Linked DNA regions of Mus musculus: regions 2 and 3 are each linked to region 1. Evidence: chromatin loops called from intact Hi-C (ENCODE). Cell type or tissue: heart. All regions are shown on one strand.

Region 1 (2,500 bases):
TATGAAAGCATATTTGAGGATAAGAGGCTTTGTTCGAGAATGATCCCTGTTTTAACACTTATTAGCAAGAAAATATCAACGAATATAAATATCGAAGGAAGAAAGAATGAAAGAAAGAGAGGAAGGAAGGAAGGAAGGAGGAAGGAAGGGAGGAAGGAAAGAAAGAAGGAAGGAAAGAAGGAAGGAAGGAAGGAAAGGAAGGAAGGAAGGAAGGAAGGAAGGAAGGAAGGAAGGAAGGAAGGAAGGAAGGAAGGATCTTAGGCAGAAAGAAAGCTGGATGAAGTAAAACTGGTAAGAAAACTGTCATTAACTTCTTGCAAGAGTTAAGGAAGATGAAATCTAAAGGAGTCAGCAGACCAGGTAATGTAAAATGAAAGTAAAAAATGTGGCCATCGAAATTATGACCTCTAGTTGTCAAAATCTTTTAGTCCCACAAAGGCCTGGGTCACTTGAGTTGACAGCAATCTTCTTCTGTCTGGACTCTTTCCTATCCTATACCTGTACCCGTGGAAGAGATTTCTCACATACAGCTTTTCTGTGTGATGGCTTTAGTACAGGAATAGAAATTTCTGATGCCAACCTATGTGCGGCTGAAGAGGACTCCACGCACTCCGTAGATGCTGCTTCCTACAATATCTCTGTAAATTGTTTGTTGGCTGTTGTTGTCTTCACGTCACAGACTGAGACACTGAGATACAAATAGACAAAGGAAGTGTTGAATGGTCAGACAACTATTTAAGCATAGCATAGCAATGGGGTCCAGAGACAGTAAGAGAGGCTCTGGGACTCTCTGCTTGTAATAATTACATGGTGCCCCATCTCTTCTTATATCTTATCACAGTGAGAGTGAATGAGTCCTTATTTTTTTTTATATATATCAGCAGTTCCACTGTCTAACCCTGGCCCTAGTTCATTGCAATAGAAAGGAAATTCAGCTTACTGTCAACACATTGGTTTCAAAGTCCGCTTAGTCACTGTGGAGCAGCGCAACATTCAGTAAGTCATTTAATATTTCAAAACCTCTGTTTCCCAGCCAAAAAAATTGACAAAATTCTGAAAAGATTATGGCAATAATGCATCCCAAATGCCAAGCATCCAATGTGTGGTCGGTACTTAACTAACATGCTTTATTAATGCAGAGTGAAAACTGTAGGTAGCAGACATCAGATTTTATTGTGTATATACATATTGTCTTGATGCCTTGCAACTGAAGATCAGAAAGAAATCCAGATGCTTCCTTAGTTGTGGTCTGAATAAGCAAACACATAAATAATGCCTATGTAATATAAATAACTCGTTCCAAAAGAGCATGGAAAAAAAAGCCTATTTGGCTCTGCGTGTACCTAAAAACCTTCTAAGTAGAATAGCACATGTCCTTTGATGTTGTGGTGACATTTAAAGTCTCCTTTAATATAACAAGTGATCTCTACATCCCTGAGGCTGCCCTAGTTCAAGGCCAGGGTGCAGTGTGAGGCTGACTGGAAGGTACACAGCACCACCTACTGAACTGGGATTTCCCACGTTTCAGATAAAGGTCGAACATGAGCTGTGTCAAGGCCGAGCCAAGACATTCATGTCCAAGTTTAAACAGATCTTAAGTGAAAGGGACAGGATCTTGAGCAAGACAATATCTCCAGGAAGGGAAGGGTTCCTTTTGCTTACAGTGCCTCTTTCTCTGTCACATATGAGCCATTGTTGGCATGTCCCACCGGAGGCAGGCAGCCCAGTGGCTCTTGTAGTAGTATCTTTGGTTAGGCACAGAACTGCAATTTCCTAGGGCTTGTTCTCCACGTAATTCAGCTGCATCTCACAGAGAAGGAACTTTCCTACAAACGCTGGTAGAGGACACAGGGTTCTTTGAAGTGTGTGGGCATTTGATCCACAAAACAGGTATCAGGATGCCCCAAAAGAGGGGATCAGTCATCAGAGTCTTCGCTTGTCTTCTCAACAAGCCACAAGCAAATGCTTTTGACCTATGGCTGAGTTTACCTATTTTCCTCTCTAGTAGCTGGGTGTCAGTTGAGGGGAAGGGTAGAAGAATACAATGTCTGCCTTGCAGTACTTGGCACTACTGATAGTTAAAATGTGAACTAGGTCATGGTGTACAGTGCAAGTATTGTGACCATTTGGGAGGTGAATATAATAATGTATTGGCCAAGCGGCTTGTAAGTGGAAGGTGGATTCTTCAGTGCCCAGGCCTGCTAATACCATATGAATCCCCTTCCTTGACCACCCTGACATCTTCCCTTTAACAAACCTGCCTCCACCATCCATCTCTTAAAACTCTGCTGTTGATGTTGTATGAGGCTGAGGACCCCAGAGAGCACAGCTTTAAAGCAGGGAAAAGCCCTGACTTGCTCTGCCTAGGAAGGCTTAGCACATAGCAGGGGTCTCCAAAAACACAAAGTCTTGCAATCTTTGCACCTACTACTTGTTCCCTTTTTAATGCAAAAGTGATGTCTATTTAGTGGAGAACACTCTTTGAATTTTGATCTGTTTC
Region 2 (2,500 bases), 590 kb before region 1:
TATGACATCACTACACCTCCTTGAGCTATTAGCTTATCCTCTTCTTAAGTACCCTCAAGAAAAAGGTAAACTATATACTGACACTACATTAATATCTACACATATCCTAAGAAAAAGAAAAGCAGTCAGCTGGGGGAGTCAGTCAAAAGATTAACCACCCATGATAGAAAGAATTAAATTCTTAGGTCAGTCTATGGCATGAGTTTTTCTCATATTTAGATAAAGCATTTTACCTTTAGTCTGCTATTCTTTATCACACACACACACACACACACACACACACACACACACACACACACACAGTTGCATTGCACAGGAGGGAGGCAGAGGTCTCTACAGATTATGAATATCCATCTCAATGTTCAACTTCCCCAACACAGGACAAAATCACCAACATCTTCAATGGGAGAAAATCCTTTATCGGCTGATTCATTTCCATGTTTTGTTTCTGCAGGAGACGGGATATCCTGTGAGTCTATGAGAGGGACGGGACTTGGTGGGATCATTTCAGATATGCCATTTAGCATTATTATTGTGGTTGAGATGGTGAATCTGGTATTATATTTATCAACTAATTTTCATTTTTGGCATTTTCATTTTCTTCTGCTTCCTTCCCATTTTACCCTGATTTGAAAATTACTTAGTAGGATTTGGAAAACATAATGTAAAGAAGTCATATCCCCCTGCATTTGCTACTAAATGATGAAGCAGTTGTTGTGTGCCCTGAAAGCCCTTAGTTTGCTACTAAATGAGGAAGCAGTTGTTATGTGCCCTGAAAGCCCTTGGTTGTGTTCCATTCTGTTTTCTGTAAGTTTGGAACCAGTAGGCCACACACCTTCCCCTGATATTAGAGGAAGGGGAACAGAGGAACCAGGCTACTGAGAGACATTCCAGTGTGAGCAAGCTCACAGAAGTCCCAAGTATCTCTTACAGGCTCATTAGTCAGCCCAAACCAGGAAATAAATATCCTCCTGTTTTGTGATCACCCCCTAGCTACTGCTGTAACAGGAAACATAACTGAGAGGAAGACATCTGAGCACTCTGCCGCCCCAGTTGGAAACCAGCCCTTTCCCATACCTCTCCTGAACTGTAGCTCTGAGGGAAGGAGCCCCTGATTCCCCCACTGCACCGGGGTTACCTTTGACTTTAAAACAAAGTTTCAGGAAACTATTTGTGTGGATTGTGAGTTTAGGTTGCCTTTTGGTCAGGTACAATCCTCTCCGTTTTACAGCGACTTGCTTCTGTGAAACACAGCTGAGGATTTTCTGCACACCGTGTATTTCATGGCGTAGAAAACAGATCTCTGCCAGAAGTCAATGAGTTGGGATTTTATAAATAGGTTTATCTAAAGAGAAGCGAACTAGAAATAAGATTGGTTGACACCTTGGGAAAGGGAACTTTTGAGAAATTAAGCAAATGTAAATTAACCAAAGCTGATTTTGTTTTGTTCAGTAGGTAGACCATAAGCTTCTGGGGTTTTTTTTGGGGGGGGGTTGTTTTCTTGGGTTTGCTTTGTTTTGTTTAGCTGTCTTAGTCGCTCATGCCAGGGTGGCTTGACCTCAATGTGGTTATTTTGAGTACAATTCACCAGCAAAAGCCTCAAGGTTCCAGGCTCCAGAAACGGTAGCTCCCAGTTAGCAGCTCCAGTGGAAACCCCACCATATATTCCTTAGACTTCCTTATCAACCACCCTGGGCACACTCACCAGGGTACACTCTTTGCTTCATCCTACCTCCTGCCCAAACTCTGTTTCCTGGTTTGCCCATGTCCTGTGATATACGCAGCTCTGAAAATTAAGATTGCAGCTTTGATTTCTCTAACCTGCATTTCCCTTCCAGATTAGTGTGGAGGCCAAAGGGAGTTTCTGCTTAACGATTATCTACTTCTCTGATTATTTCATTATGTAGCATTTTCTTTATAACTCTGAGTTATGAGCAGGACTTGAGAACGTCCTTAATATTCTGAGGTATAACCAGAACTTCAAAAATTACCTCCCTCATATCCTTTGATGGCTTGTATCTGGGGGACGTTTTGAAAACAGAAAGTGTTTGTGGCCGTCTTCTAAATAGCTGGTCTGTTTCCCACTGAGTCACCTCTCCCCTCTCACCCAACAATACACACTAATTATGGGGGCAAGTGGAGGTCATGTCCCTGGCTGGTTCACCCCTATTTGCCCTTATGAATCTGATTGGACATAACTCAACACAATGTAGAGAATTCATTTAATCTGACTCATTAGACAATTCAAAGAGAACATTTTATACCTCCAAGTATATCAGAGTAGGATTTGTTTGCTTGCTTCATTGCTTTTTGTTATTTAAATTGTGTGTGTGTGTGTGTGTGTGTGTGTGTACTTGGTAATTTATATCCTGATATCTAGAAGGAAGATAATTCTCACAATTAGGTACAAGTATGTTTGATGGATTTGAGAGAGAGAGAGAGAGAGAGAGAGAGAGAGAGAGAGAGGGAGGGAGGGAGGAAAGGACAAGAAAAGCAGGCT
Region 3 (2,500 bases), 1.6 Mb before region 1:
AGCTTTCCCCTAAACCAATACAGTCAACAAACTTTTAAAAACCGGGGTCCTATTACAAACCAACGCCCAGCACTAACTGCTTTAAAATTACTGCATAATTAGATTTAGTTGAATTTCACCATTAATTAGGCAGCCGCACTGCGGGGAGCCTTTGAAATCCGAGAAAATGGGAAAAATCATCTGAAGCACGTTTTTTAAAACCCAACTTCAATAAATCTTGACGGGGCCTGGAATTCAGAGTACCTCACTCCCCACCCAGGTGGTTGATAGGGTTTCCCAGGCTCGGGCTAGGTTTGGAACTGGACAGGGACGATGATCTCCCCCATCTAACTAGAGATGATGGGTCCCCATCTCTGAAGAGGCCTGGGAAGACTTTCTGGGAGGCCAATCTGTGCTCCTGCCAGTCTCGACTGCTCTCAAACCTACTAGAGAAAGAGGTTATCTTTCTGAAGATGCTCTCCACCCAGGGGCTCGGCCTAGGAGAGCTCTCACAGAACTGGGCCCTGCGACCACCCTCATGGAAGCGGGCCTAGGCCTCTTTTAGGTTCTACCCACCAGTCACATCTCTATCAAATCTCTATCCAAACCACCTTTCGCACAACTTTGACGAGTAAAGCAGCAAGTTGTAGGAACGTCAAGCGAGATTCTCAGCTCTTCTCCCCCTTCCCCTCCAAGCGGGTCCCGGCCCGCTGGAAGCCCAGTGCAGCGTCTGCTTTAATGAGCGCGGGGAACTGACCCAGGTCTGTAAATACTGGCTTCTCCCCCTCCCCCTATACCATTCAAACACTTAAGATCGTTTGTGGATACCGATTTTTATTCTTCGCATTTGATTCTTGAAGGAGAGGGTGCATGAAATCAACTCTCCAGAATATATGGAGGGGGGGTGAGGGCGTCAAAAAAGAGGGGTTAGGGTCTTGGGTCACCAACATTTTCTCTGCAAACGCTATTGCTTTAATTACACAATAATCGAGGGCTGCTCTCACTTGCCAGCCAGAGTTTAAAAGAGGGATTTCTTCCTCCAGACCGAATGGCCCTTAGTCCTCCCCCTACCCCCCCCCCCTTTTTTTTCTTCCTTTTTGGTAACCAATGTGTTTTCTATTACTCGGCCGTGCGGTGCCTGGCAGCCGGCGCTCGCGGTGCAATGGGAGACGCCATGTTGGCTCAGCTCATAGGACCAAGTCAAAAGCGAGCTTACAGGCAGAGTTTTCACACGCTCAGGCTCCCCCTGACCGCCCCCTGCCCCCACCCCCCGCCCGCCGCCGCTCGGTGCACATCCCGGGAGAGCAGCTGGGCGCTCTCCGCACCCAGGACTTTCCCGGGCTAGGGCGGAACGCTGCGGCGCAGGCGTTGGGGGCGGGGGCGGGGGGCCAGGCACTTTCCCGCAGCCGCTGCCAACTCCGGACCCTGTCCCCGCCGCCGGCCCCGATGCTACACCAGGCCGTCGCCACGGACCCAGCCCTGGACATCGCCAGCTAACTTTGAGCCCCAGCCCCTCGCCCCTCGCCCCCCGCCCGCCTCCCCCTCCCCCGGCCGGGCCAAGCACTACGTGAAAGGCCGAGGTAGGGCAACCGAGAGCCAAGCGAGCTGGCTAGAACCCCCCTCCTTCTCCCCCAAGCTCAATCTTCTCCCAGGTTTGTTTGAAAGTGGCAAGAAGGAGCGATCGCCCCTCTCTCTCTCCTCGGACCATTGTTGCATTTCGCGTCTAACTGGGTTCTCTCACACCACCGAGAGCCAGGAGGAGGGGGAGTGGGGTTGGGAAAAGAAATAAAGCGAGCTCAGATCAGATGGAGGAGGGAGAAAAAAAAAAAAACCAGCAAGGAAAAAGAGACACTTAAAGGGAAAGAGTCGCCATGTTTAGCAGCTTTTTAAAAAGATCTCGTCAATTTCACACAGAACGCACTCGCTGGGTCCCAGCCCTCGTCTTTTGTCTAATTCAGTCGCAGCAAAGATCTTTTGTTCTAACTCAGCGTGAAAAGAAAAACTTTCTTTAAATGCAATAAACTTAAACCGAACTCAAGACTCTAAACAGATCCTCCTCCGGCCACTCTAAACGTATACAAGGGGTTTTATTTTAACCCGTTGAAAAATTTTGAGTCCTGTTTTTTCTGCCTCGAAGACCCCCAAGCTCATCGCTGAAACTTAGAGTCAGAGATTTTTTTTCAACGCCTAGAACACATACTTAAATGCATAATAAAACAGGGACTGTCTTTTGCTTTGAAAATCATAAATTATAATTTAATGCCAATAATAATTTACAACAAATGGCTGTTTACAATAAGCTAACACAAAGCAAACAAGGAAAAGGGCCTGTGTTTTACTTAGTAGAGAAACTTCACACACTCACATGGGTAGCACTTGCAAGAGGGGAAAATAAACAACCAACAAAACCTCCATCTACAGGTCAGATGCTGTGCTGTAAAACATACTTATATTCATATTTATATTTATATATCTATATATCTACAGAGGGAAGCTGAGGGTCAGATAAAGATCTCTGCCT

What was found. Hi-C counts contacts between places; a loop is a spot of excess contacts. Peaks named below come from ENCODE experiments on the same cell type or tissue, not always from the same donor. Only the 100,000 strongest peaks of a DNase experiment are listed, where the experiment ranks them.
Region 2: it touches region 1 in a loop (5-fold over the local background); 3 of 42 quality-filtered maps call a loop at or near these places.
Region 3: a loop joins it to region 1, with 3 times the contacts of the local background. A loop is called at or near these places in 2 of 42 quality-filtered maps.

The regions. Positions count from the first base shown.
Region 1 is chr7:71,962,083-71,964,582 of GRCm38, forward strand. The region is part of intron 1 of 1700011C11Rik (RIKEN cDNA 1700011C11 gene); the gene reads left to right. Among named protein-coding and RNA genes, the nearest start is that of Gm36633, 1.3 kb to the left of the region's middle. In heart, a CTCF peak has its summit at 1,500 (motif pointing left); a DNase peak (open chromatin) is centred at 1,559.
Region 2 is chr7:71,369,955-71,372,454 of GRCm38, forward strand. Gm29328 (a long non-coding RNA gene) reads left to right here and starts at 278. Exons shown (of 3, transcript XR_001778177.1): 1 at 278-469. In heart, no CTCF peak of the experiment used is centred here; a DNase peak (open chromatin) is centred at 1,037; H3K27ac peaks cover 867 bases.
Region 3 is chr7:70,349,739-70,352,238 of GRCm38, forward strand. It overlaps Nr2f2 (nuclear receptor subfamily 2, group F, member 2), which reads right to left. Exons shown (of 3, transcript NM_009697.3): 3 at 2,212-2,500. Among named protein-coding and RNA genes, the nearest start is that of Nr2f2, 9.6 kb to the right of the region's middle. In heart, no CTCF peak of the experiment used is centred here; DNase peaks (open chromatin) are centred at 453, 1,143 and 1,653; H3K4me3 peaks cover 2,500 bases; H3K27ac peaks cover 2,500 bases; H3K27me3 peaks cover 974 bases.